Regions from separate parts of the Homo sapiens genome. Here region 1 is linked to region 2. Evidence: chromatin contacts called from ENCODE Hi-C or POLR2A ChIA-PET data. All regions are on one chromosome and are shown on one strand. Each heading gives the region's core, a stretch centred on a gene start or an enhancer-like site at or near the end of the contact. The rest is flanking DNA. Distances are from core to core; before and after follow the strand shown. Region 1 holds the start of RPS6KB1 (ribosomal protein S6 kinase B1). Region 2 holds the start of YPEL2 (yippee like 2).

Region 1 (6,144 bases), core at 891-3,390, 560 kb after region 2:
GTTGCACTGTTACAATTGACATGCTGAGCCACAAACTAGGTGTATTACCTCTAAAAACAACCTGTAATCGAAAAAAATACGCTTTGAGAACCACTACATTACTAATAAGAACAAATAAAATGCCATGTATGTTAATTATACATCAATAAAAAGTCTTTTTTCCCCCCTGAGACGGAGTCTTGTTCTGTCACCCAGGCTAGAGTGCAGTGGCATGTTCTCGGCTTAATGCAACCTCCGCCTCCCAGGTTCAAGCGATTCTCCTGCCTCAGCCTCCCGAGTAGCTGGGATTACAGGCACGTGCCACCACGCCTGGCTAATTTTTGTATTCTTAGTAGAGATGGGGTTTCACCATGTTGGCCAGGTTGGTCTTGAACTCTTGACCTCGTGATCCACCTCCACCTACCTCAGCCTCCCAAAGTGCTGGGATTACAGGCTTGAGCCACCACGCCCGGCCCAAAAAGTCATTTTAAAATGCCACATACGTATATAATATTGGAGATAGAACAGCTGTGTTGTCTAAGGAGCTAGTCATTCAAGGAAGTTCTCATACTCTCTACATGGTTTTGGGATTTGTGATTTACTGTACCTGAATCCATTCATACACAGCTCAATAGTTTCCAAAATCTGATTTGTAATCACTTTTTTCCTAAACATATGTTTAAAACAAAACATTCTCCTCAGTTGAGGAGTGATAAAAGAAAAAAAGAGGCTGGGTGCGTGGCTCACACCTGTAATCCCAGCATTTTGGGAGGCTGAGTTGGGAGAATCACGTGAGCCTGGCTGTTCCAGACCTGGTCAACATGGCAAAACCCTGTTTGTACAAAAAATACAACCATTAGCTTGGCGTGGTGGTGTGCGCCTGCAGTCCCAGCTACTCGGGAGGCTGAGGTGGGAGGATCCCCTGAGCCTGGGAGGTCCAGGCTGCAGTGAGCCAAGATCTTGCCACCGCACTCCAGCCTGGGTGACAAAGTGACATCCTCCTGTCTCCAGAAAAAAAAAAAATTAAAATTAAAAAAATAAAAACAAGACAAAACAAATGCTGATTGAAGAAATTAGTAGTACCACCCTTCACACCACATGAACATGTAGAACACAGAAGTGTGCTCAACATTGTACATTCAATTAACATTAATTTTCTCTCTTCTAAATAATAGCTTACGCTTTCTCCACTAGTCTAGCCTGGTAACTTTAGTAAGACCTGTAAGAAAGATTTTGTGTTTAGCTCAGGTAGGACAGCAAGAAAGATGCAGCTTGGAGAAAGAAAACCAGATGAAATATTAACCGGGCGCAATGGCTCATGCCTGTAATCCCAGTACTTTGGGAGGCCGAGGCGGGAGGATCACCTGAGCCCAGGGATTCCAGACCAGCCTGGGCAACACAGCGAGACCCTGTCTCCATTTGAAAAAGAAAGAAAGCAAAAGAAACATTAGAGCAGTTCCTCATTATTTTTACCTAGGAAAAGACAAGTTTTGATAAAGACTTCACATCAGGTCTATGCAGCACTGGAAATGAGCCGTGGGTTGTGAGACAGACTCTGTGCTTAAAATGTCAAACCGGCAAAGTAGGTTTATTATTATCCTCATTTTACAGATAAGGAAACTGAGGCTCTGAAAGGTTATTGACTTTTCCAAGGCCACAGAACTAGTAAAGAGCAAAGCCAAAAGGTCCCCCGTTCCCCACGGGCCCCAGGAGTTCTCCACACGTAACCCGACTCACCGCCAGACGCCGACCAGCGCTTCTGTCCGGTTCAAACTTCGGACCAACCTACTCACCATGCGCATGCTCACTTTCAAAACGAAAAACTTACTGAGAACAAATGCGCATGTTCCATAAACGGAGAGTTTTGTTGTGTATATATTTTTTCCTATTCAGAAAGATTAATTACGCATGTTCAATTTCAATTTACGAACTTCAGATATGGTACGCATGCTCACTGTCCACCGAACGCTCCAGCTGACAATGCGCATGCTCTAGTCCTCCAAGCGCGACTTCGGCTGGTGTTTTGCGCATGTTTCTGCCAGCGCCTGGATCCTGCCGATAGTTCTGCGCATGTCCACTGCCCACTGTTTGGCTTCACGGAACCCTGTACGCATGCTCCTACGCTGAACTTTAGGAGCCAGTCTAAGGCCTAGGCGCAGACGCACTGAGCCTAAGCAGCCGGTGATGGCGGCAGCGGCTGTGGTGGCTGCGGCGGGTCCGGGCCCATGAGGCGACGAAGGAGGCGGGACGGCTTTTACCCAGCCCCGGACTTCCGAGACAGGGAAGCTGAGGACATGGCAGGAGTGTTTGACATAGACCTGGACCAGCCAGAGGACGCGGGCTCTGAGGATGAGCTGGAGGAGGGGGTGAGGCCCGGGGTCCCCGGGGGCCCGAGGTGACAGGGCCGGGGCGGCGGCGCGGGCTCAGGAAGCGCGGTGTGTCCTAGAGCGTGGAGACCCAGGGGGGCTCCTGAGGAGCTGAGGGTCGCGCGGCCTGAGACAGGGGAGCGGGCGGGGCGGTCATGGCCCTAGGTGTGAGGCCTCTGCGGGGCTCGCAGGTGCAGGTCGCACCCTTAGCCCCAGGTCAGCGCAGCCCCGAGCGATCTGAAGAGGGAAAGAGAACGGGCGCGTGGTCGATTCCTCGAGCTGTTGGACTTGAGTGTGGCGGGGAGCGGGTGGCGTGAGCGTGTGTTGGGGAGACGGGGGCTGCTCTTGCTGGGTGTCCCGTAAGTGCAGGCGAAGTGTGGAGGGTTTCCCTTCGAGTCTAGAATTTCAAGTATTGAATCTTCAGACCTCCCACAACCACCTCTCTTCTCGGCCTGTCGCTTCTCTCCTAGGAAGCGCTCAGCTGTTAGAAGTGACAGCTGAAAACTTCTGTCGGGAGTAGCACTGCCGCTGCTGTTACAGCCACCAGGAGTTTTATTTCGGGAGCAAGGGGGCTCTGCTGCATCTTCCAATCTTCCAGGGTTTGTTTGTTTGCTTTTTTTTTTTTACCCCCTTCCGTGTGACTTTTTAAAATAAGCATTTATAAGGACACACGGCACTTGTAACCTTTCCCCAAGTTGAAGATGTCTGTATTTTTTTCAGAATAATTAATGTAATTTTGAGGTGGAAAAAAAAACCAAAAACCAGTTGACAGCCTTGATTTAGCTTGCCAGAAATAAGTTGCCTGAACAGAGACTTGTGAATGGTGGTATGAGGGCTTTCCTTGCTGTAATTTAGGGTGCTAAATTTAGAATTGTATTTCCTAATGCATAGCTTGGTTTCACCCTGCTGGCTTAGTGGTTTGTTAATCTTTATGGAATAACTTTTTTTTTCCCTAGATAAATTTATCAAAAAATGACAAATTGCACCTGAAGTTCAAAAATGTTGTCATACTAAATCACTGATCCTGGACCAAATGATCATCAGTTGATAACCTCTTGGTAGTTTAGCATCTAAATTCCAATGTCTAGTTGAATACATGGGTTAATGACGTCAGATGTTTGCTCTAATTACACAGGGGCTTCCTTTCCCTTGCCTCACCCTCAGTTTTTCTCCTCTGGCACCTGCCCTACTGTTGACAAAAGATTGAGATGATGTATATAAAGAATTTTGAACACTTTAAGAAACTAAGTGGCCTAAAATAATACTGTTCTTCTTGTTTGTTTCTTTTGTTTTGTTTTGAGTTGGGTCTCACTCTATCACCCAGACTGGAGTGCAATGGTGCGATCTCAGCTCACTGCAATCTCAGCCTCCTGGGTTTAAGCGATTGTCATGGCTCAGCCTCCCAAGTAGCTAGGATTACAGGCATGCGCCACCACATCTGGCTAATTTTTGTATTTTTAGTAGAGACAGGGTTTCACCATATTGGCCAGGCTGTTCTCGGACTCCTGACCTCAAATGATCCACCAGCCTCGGCCTCCCAAAATGCTGGGATTATAGGCATAAACCACCATACCTGACCAATACTGTTCTTTTCATAATCAAATAAGACTAAATCAAAATCACACGGTTTAGAAAGTGGGTATTGAGTTGTGTGCTTTTTCTTTTCTTTTCTTTTCTTTTCTTTCTTTCTGGTTTTTTTGTTTTGTTTTGTTTTTGAGACAGTCTTGCTCTGTCACCCAGGCTGGAATGCAGTGGCGTGATCTCAGCTCACTGCAACCTCTGCCTCCTGGGTTCAAGCGATTCTCCTGCCTCAGCCTCCTGAGTAGCTGGGACTACAGGCGCGTGCCACCACACCTGGCTAATTTTTTGTATTTTTAGTAGAGATGGAGTTTCACTGTGTTAGCCAGGATGGTCACGATCTCTTGACCTCGTAATCTGCCCGCCTCGGCCTCCCAAAGTGCTAGGATTACAGGTGTGAGCCACTGCGCCTGGCTTTTTTTTTTTTTTTTTTTTTGAGACAGGGTCTTCCTCTGTCACCCAGGCTGGAGTGCAGTGGTGCGATCTCGGCTCACTGCAGCCTCTGCCTCCCAGGTTCAAGCGATTCTCCTACCTCAGCCTCCCAAGTAGCTGGGATTACAGGGGCGCGCCACATCACCTGGCTACTTTTTTTGTATTTTAGTAGAGATGGGGTTTCACCATGTGGCCCAGGCTGGTCTTGAACATCTGACCTCAGGTGATCACCTGCCTCAGTCTCCCAAAGTGCTGGGATTACAGGTGTGAGCCACCCCACCAGGCTTTTTACTTTATTTTATTTTAATTTTTTTTGAGATGGAGTCTCACTGTGTAGCCCAAGCTGGAATGCAGTGGCCTGATCTCGGCTCACTGCAGCCTCCGCCTCCTGAGCTCAAGCGATTCTCGTGCCTCAGCCTTCCGAGTAGCTGGGACTACAGGCGCGCACCACCATGCCTGGCTAATTGTTTGTATTTTAGTAGAGATGGGGTTTCACCATGTTGCCCAGGGTGGGCCTGAACTCCTGAGCTCCAGCAATCTGCCAGCCTTGGCCTCTCAAAGTGCTGGGATTACAGGCGTGAGCCACTGCATCCGGTTGGTGTGTGCTTTTTCAATGATGTTTTCATGCAGAATTCCAATTAGCCTCTTAATCGAACATAATGGTACACTAGTTACAATTGGAAACAAATATGAGATTACTTTCATTATTTATACCATATACCATACTCTTTATCAGTTATGTTGGTTCTCTATGACAGTGGCTTTGGAGCAGGGCAGGGGAGAAAACTGGATAGGAAGGTGCTTTATATCTTCATTAGTTGAACTGATAGAATTTCCAGACTGGGTTTATTTTATTTTATTTTTTTTTCTTTTCTGAGACAGAGTCTTGCTCTATTTGCCCAGGCTGGAGTGCAATGGCGCTATCTCGGCTCACTGCAGCCTCCACTTCCCGGGTTCAAGCGATTCTCCTGCCTCAGCCTCCCGAGTAGCTGGGATTACAGGCACCCGCCACCAGGCCCGGCTAATTTTTGTATTTTTAGTAGAGACGGGGTTTCTCCATGTTGGTCAGGCTGGTCCGGAACTTCCAAACTTGGGTGATCTGCCTGCCTTGGCCTCTCAAAATACAGGTGTGAGCCACCGCACCCAGCCAGGTTTATTCTTTTTTGAAAGTACAGTACTCTGTTAAAATTCCTGTGTAAACTGGGACTTTTCTTTTCACTTTCTTGTGTTTCAAGAACAGTAGGTGTTCCAGGGCTTTTGTCCTGCTGGGTACAAGCAAGTAGGATTTTGAGAAGGTGTGAGGAGGAGGTCAGAAAAATTGGTGGAAATAGGAAAGAGAAAGAAATATGGCCCCGATTTTGGGGAGAGAAAGTCTGGGGAAAGAGCAAAGGCAATTAAAGAGGATTTTGAGGAAGAGACTTCTGTAAAATATGTCTTAGCAACACTTTTTGGAGTTGAAAATATTTCTTTTTAGTGTGTTATTTTTTCTAAGAGGTGCCTCAAGATGGATAATGGAAGATTTGGAGTACGATTGGGTTGACAATCCAAGGAGATTCGGTGACATCCAGATTACCCTGAAATAAAAAAAAAAAAAAATTCTGGAAAATGAGAGAAGTTTAGATTCTTAGAAAATCTTCTGATAGTTTCTATTTGTGAATTTATAGACTTTAATTTATTACACAAAGTTTTTAAACATTGGTGCATATCAGTTTTCCTCATTTTATAGTAAGGAAACTGAGGCATAGGCCATATGATAGCCAAAGATCACATAGTGGTAGTGTCTTCTGAC
Region 2 (6,119 bases), core at 332-2,831:
TGCTCAAGAAGCAGATCAGGGCGAGACGGCAAGCTCTTACTAATCTAAAGAATCCATCACATCTTAGATTAAGGATTAAATGCTAAACAGTTCTTGTTTGTGATTCCTCTCATCTGAAAGCATTCCCCCCCCCCCCCCGTTTTAGACTCTCCAAACTAGTCAGTTGTGAACCAGGACATAGCCTTTGTTTACACTGAAACTGCAAATCTGAGGCTGATATGTCAGCCCCACAATACTGAGGTATTTGGGGTGTTTTGTTGTTTTTACTAACCTTGGTGACTGGATTCACATGCAATAGATATTAACTGAATACAATTTGGTTGACCAAGCATATTTTAAAAACAGCTGGGTGGAGATGCAGGTGAGCCAGCATTCTGGGTGTACGTGCAAACCAGTGTGTGGAAGGCGGAGAGTCAGCTGCACCTCCTGCAGCACCTCACATCCTGATGGCTGCACAGTAAAACACTAGTTTCCTTGGAGGAAGAGTTCCCAGAGGAACTGCGGAACCCCAGTGTCTTGAGCGAAAGGCAGGACCTGCTTTGTTCACCTTGTCCGTGCCAACATTCTTTATCAAACTGTCCTGTTTTCCTGCTGGGAAACTGCCCCACTCCACCCACCTGGTGCCTCCCTGGTTTCCTGACTGCCACGAGGTTATTTTTTAACCTGCTCTTCCTTGAAAAGCACCACCCCGGTGACCCAGAACGTGGACTCCTCCCCTCTGGTCACTCGGACCATCCCACTCTAATTACCGTCATCTGCCTCTGAAAGTCATGGAAAATTAGCAGCAATGGGGCGGTCTTCAATTCCACTAAGCCCCTTTCGTACTTTTAATTCGCCGAAATTACTAGCAGGGCAGAGAGAAGAGGGGAAATGCCTGGCTTCTGAGCAAGGCATGGGTGGGCTGGGTGCAACTAGCACTATCATTTTCTTTTAATTTTATTATTATTATACTTTAAGTTTTAGGGTACATGTGCACAATGTGCAGGTTTGTTACATATGTATACATGTGCCATGTTGGTGTGCTGCACCCATTAACTCGTCATTTAGCATTAGGTGTATCTCCTAATGCTATCCCTCCCCCCTCCCCCCTATCATTTTAAATTCAATTACCCGGGGCCTGAGGGCCACTTCTGGTAACTTAGGCTATGGCTTAGGGCGAGGTTTAAAACGTAAGAAAGGAATGACTATCTTGAGCCTCCAGGGAGATGCACTGCAAATCCCCCCGCCCCAAAATACAACCCAGGTTCTGGGAATCCCAGCCCTGCCCTGGGGACAAACCCCAAACTCAAATAAACGGCCTCCTCCTAGGCGCTGAGAGCCCACCCAGCTTTGGCACTCTGGGTCCCTGCCCTCCGGCAAGTTGCCGGGACGGGCGGGACCCTAACCAGCCGCTCTCCCCTAGCCCAGGCTGGGCCGGGCCGAGGGGTGGGGGAGTGGGCGGTCGGGGAAGCGGGGGGCGGAGTTCCGTCCTCTGATGATTGGCTCTGCGCGGATGGGCTGCGGCTGCGCCCGGCCAACCCGCGGCGTGTTGCTATGTGCTGAGCCGAGGGGATAGGTGCGGGGGCGCGTCCATCACGGGGTAGCCCCCGGCCCGGACCCGGAGGGATGCGGAGTGGCGGCCGCGGCGGTGGCGGAGACTGTGGCTTTAAGAGCGTGCCGGGAGCCCGAGCCCCAGCCGGGCCGCGCTTCGCCGCTGCGCACCCCAGCGGAGCCAAGCCCCACGCTGGCCGGACAGGGCCGCCTGTCGCCGGGTAAGTGCACCGGAGTGCGGCGCGGGCCGGGCGCGCGTGGGCGTGGGGCGCGCTGTCAGCTCGGGCTCTGGGTCCCCGGCCCCGGCCTCCGGACTCCCCCGGCCGGGCCTGCGCGGGGTTGGGGGTGCGGCGCCCTCGGTTCCGCGTGGGGTCCCCGTGGGCGCCGGGGACGGGGAGCGGCCGCCGGGCCACGTGACCGGTTTGTTTACAAACACTGCCGGGCCCGCGGCCGCTCGCGGAGGGAGCCCAAGGGCGCGGGACCCCCGGCCGGGGCGGGAGACGCGCGCCAGGGGCTGGGCGAGTCTGCGGGGCCAGGTTTGGGGCGGGGGTGCGGAGCTGGAATCGCCGCTTCCTCCTCCGCGTCGTCCCCATGGGTTCGGACTCCATGGGGTCCGGGTGGGGCTGGGGACGCCCTCCGTCCTCTCGTGACGCCGCGTTTCCCTCGGAGAGTCCTGGGGACACTTAGGTCCAGGGGCGCCGCCCTGGGGGCCTTCCACTGTGGGACTGGGCGCCCTCGAAATTTCTCGGAGCGCGTCGTCTGCCCCGACCCGGGTCGAGGTAACCGCAGCCGAGTTCCTCCCTGGCCGCGTCTCGGCGCCTCCCCGGTGTCCTTGCCAAGGGGGTGGGCGCGAGGTCCTGCCCGACGGAACGCGGGAGCCTCTGCCGCGAGCGCCTCCCCGGAGCTGGCGCTTAGGGGCGGCCCCGACCTTTCGCCACTTCCAGTTCACCCTGCTTGGCCGCCGACCTCCTCTGGTGTCTTTCCCGGAGTGGTGGGCTTTTCTCCGGTCTTGGGGGCGTGCGGGGGTGGGGGACACCTGTTCTTCTGGACTTCTTGTCCGGAAGATTGCTACCTCTGCCTTCAGTCTTAGCTGCGAGAGTTTAAAAAGCCAGGTGAGCGAGTGTCTTGTTTTCCTCCGCTTGGAGCGGAGCTGCACCCTCGCCCGCCCCCCAGTCCCGCCGCTGTGAAAGGCCCCAGAGAACTGCTCCGAAGCTTTGCTGGGGTTTTTGCTTTCTGGCCTCCTTGCTGATTTGCTGTCCTTGCAACTTGGGAGGCTCTTGAGTGAGTCCTTGCCTTTGGTGAATCTGAAGGCTAACGAGACAGCTGTCTTTTCCTCCCTGCCCTTCCTTCCTTGTTCTTCCTTGTTCCAAAGCATTGGGCAAGAAGGGTAGCGGTCAGCTTCCCTGTGCCTCACAGAGCATTAAAGATGCAAGAAGTTCAGTAAACCGCCTCACTGGCTCTGGGGTGGGACTTGATTTCACATGGTTATTGCTCCCCCGTGCTTTCCTGCCTCTGGGGGCCACAGGGCCTATGAATGGCTGAGTCTTGCCTCCGGTGAGGAACATTTTCATTCTTCTAAACTGTGTTTTGAGTGGCTGCAAGTTCTTTTCCCCAGAAACAGGCCCAGCCTGGGGAGAGCTGTGCAGACTTCCCCCTTGGCACCATCCCCTGTCCCCAGCTCCATGATAGGATCTCAGGCAGGAGTGCAGTGGGAGCCTCATCCGCTTCCTCAGTTGGGCTTTGCCGCCGCAGGTTAGCATTCAATGACAGCATTTCTTGGATCTGTCTTGATATTTCTGTGCTTGAACCAAAATCAAGAAGCTTAGAGTTAGGGGTGGAAAATGGAAAATAAACACCATGCGCGAGAAAACTGTTTTCCTTCTTCCCTCTAGGAGCATGGTTTTCAGACTTTGAGTGGGACCTGCACTGCATACAGGTCTGTAACTGAAATAAGTTTCAGAGAACAATAATTACCCTTACTCCCTGCAGTGTGCTCTGTTTTAAAGGTTTTTTTTTCTACTTCATTTAAAAAAATCAACTGCTGGTTATGACCCATTAATTTGATTTCCTGACCAAGCAGGTCCTGACCCATAGTTTGAGAAGCATCGCTTTAAGGCAGAGGTCCTCAAACTTAAATGTGTATAAAGATGACCTGGGTAGTGTTTAAAAATAGTTTGTCAGGCTACTCCGCAGATGTTTATTTTCAGTGGGCCACAGGAATCTGCATTTTTACCAGGGGACCTATGAGATTGTGATGCAGGTGCTTGATAAGAGCCCCTGATCTAGTGGGAACTGGAGGCAGTGAACAATGAAAGGTATTAACTTGGCTCTGAAGTGCAGTCAGGTATGTGACCCCATACTCTGCAATCCCAAAATCACTCAGCTGCCAATCACACTAGCTTAGGCTTTGAAAAGTCTAAGGGCACAGTATTGTTTGTTCTCAACTGCCATGAAGCAGTTGGCTTTAAGAGACTGGTATCCCTCCCTCTCCACTCCAGCCTGTTTGAGGGCTGCTGCACAGTGTTGTGTACCAGGAGATGTTTCTAGGTGTGTGGGGGTTGGAGATGTGAGTAGTGCCGATGAGTTGCGTGAGTTGCTGTGCTGTTCATAGATTATGTGAATTCTTCATTGTCGTAATGATTTTCACGGTTTTGAGGCAGCCACACAGTCATTGTGCCTGGGAGATTCACAATTGGCCAGCTGAAGAAGAGGTTGATTTTGTTTAGTATCCGTGTATTCCAGACTGCATAGCCTCGGGGGAAGGCAGGCAGGTGACTCTTTTTATTTGGGGGGGGGTGAGGAGTCAGGAGTTTGTCTACCATCAGGTCTTAATAAGAGGCACAAGTTCCCATACCTCCTGGGCTACCCCAGTCCTGGTTACTTCCCATTGTGATGGCCCAGTCCCTGTGTGCAGGCGAATCTTGTTAGGCATCCAGTTTCTGATGCTGTTATCTGCCTTCAGGCACAAACACACACACACACACACACACACACACACACACACGCCTGATGCAGCCACAGGTTAGATTTTTCCCTCTTAGTTATTGTGTCCAGACATATTGGTAGGATACATTTATTTGAATTAATGAAAGCTGCGATTTAGCTTCAAAAAGGACTCTATCCAAATTCAACTTCCACTGTAGCCCTTCTTGCTAAAGGTGTGCCTTATGGGAGCATCAAGCGTGGGATTTTAAAAATTAACTTTAATAATGTTCAGTTTGGCCAAGCAACTCACATTCAGAATGTTTAGTTTTGAGCATATGGAGAAAAGAAAGCAACAAAAGGATGGCAAGGGATAAGATGTCCCAGGATTGGAAAAGCCAGAAGGAAGAGATGTTGAAGTGAGATTCAGATGGAGGATGTGATCAATTCCCATTGTAAATTACCTTGGCATTTCCTTAGGGTTTGTCAGGCAAACCACTAGGTGCTCTGACAACTGCATTCCCCTGAGCATAAAAAGGTATAAAGTTTTGGAAAAGGAAGAAGCATCATTTTCAACTTGAGCCTGTAATGATGGAAAGCCAGCCAGGGCCTGCAGGCTAAAGATATTTTTTAGAGTTGTTAGTTTTCAGTGACATTGTCCTTAACAAAAGGTGATACACTTGAGTCTGTGAAGTATTGTACTGCCTGAGTTTGTTTACCTGGGAGCTGTGGATATAGCACTGGAGAGCTTAAAAGTAAATCAGAATTTGCTATTCTCTTGTCGCCAATTTGCCAATGGCTTCCCATTGCCCTTCAGATATAATCTAATTCCTTTCCTTGTAGGCACCACACGGCTTGTCCTACTCCCCCATCTTCTGCCTCATCTCTTACCAATCCCCAACCTGTCCACTCTGCTTCTTCCTGCTTGAGAAAAGCTCGCCTTTCTGAGGTTTCTGAAACATGCCATACTTAGGTTTGTCATAGGGCTTTTCTACTGGTAGTAACTCTTTCCAGGATTCTTTCTCCAGATTTTTCTTTTCTGTTTGAGACAGGGTCTTGCTCTTGCCCAGGCTGGAGTGCAGTGGTGTGATCTGCTCACTGCAACCTCTGCCTCCCTGATTCAAGTGATTCTCCTGCCTCAGCCTCCCAAGTAGCTGGGATTACAGGCGCACCCCACCACGCCCGGCTAATTTTTGCATTTTTAGTGGAGACGGGGTTTCACCATATTGTCCAGGCTGGTCTTGAACTCCTGACCTCAGGTGATCTGCCTGCCTCAGCCTCTGACAAGTCTTGGGATTACAGGCATAAGCCACCGTGCCTGGCTCTTTCTCCAAATTTTTGCGTGGCTGACTCTCACTTGGTTCTCAGAGCTACTTCCTGACGGACCAGTTATCTAGAACAGCTCCTCCCTTCTCTGCCCCTCAGCCTCTCTTAATCCCCTTAACTTTATTTTCTTCAAAGCACTTTAATACCGTCTGGAAATATATTATCTACCTGTTTGCCGACACGGAAGCTTGAGAGCTTCTCTGTCTTGCTTGCTGCTGAAAATGCTTGGTGTGGAGTAGACACTGGATAAGTATTTGTTGGTTGAATGCGTGAATGACCAAGAGAACCAAGGTTTAGAATCTCTAGAGGAGGAAATATACTTTAAGAGGAAAAGATAATTC

What was found. A loop is a pair of places that touch in the nucleus more often than their neighbours do. ChIA-PET counts read pairs that join two places held with the same protein, here RNA polymerase II (POLR2A). Pooled maps may share reads with other maps.
Region 1: a map with no recorded cell type shows a loop between it and region 2 (5-fold over the local background). The contact joins the promoter of RPS6KB1 here to the promoter of YPEL2 in region 2. A Hi-C loop is called at or near these places in 1 of 37 single-sample maps with no recorded cell type and 6 of 50 pooled maps. POLR2A ChIA-PET finds 5 or more read pairs at or near these places in 1 of 52 experiments (HEK293).

The regions. Positions count from the first base shown.
Region 1 is chr17:59,890,981-59,897,124 of GRCh38, forward strand. RPS6KB1 (ribosomal protein S6 kinase B1) reads left to right here and starts at 2,141. Exons shown (of 15, transcript NM_003161.4): 1 at 2,141-2,345. The coding sequence starts at 2,205. TUBD1 (tubulin delta 1) reads right to left here and starts at 1,963. Exons shown (of 9, transcript NM_016261.4): 1 at 1,717-1,963; 2 at 1-61. The coding sequence starts at 22. RefSeq lists an enhancer at 1,889-2,168 and a silencer at 2,359-2,558.
Region 2 is chr17:59,330,074-59,336,192 of GRCh38, forward strand. YPEL2 (yippee like 2) reads left to right here and starts at 1,582. Exons shown (of 5, transcript NM_001005404.4): 1 at 1,582-1,751. RefSeq lists a silencer at 1,348-1,867 and an enhancer at 2,078-2,639.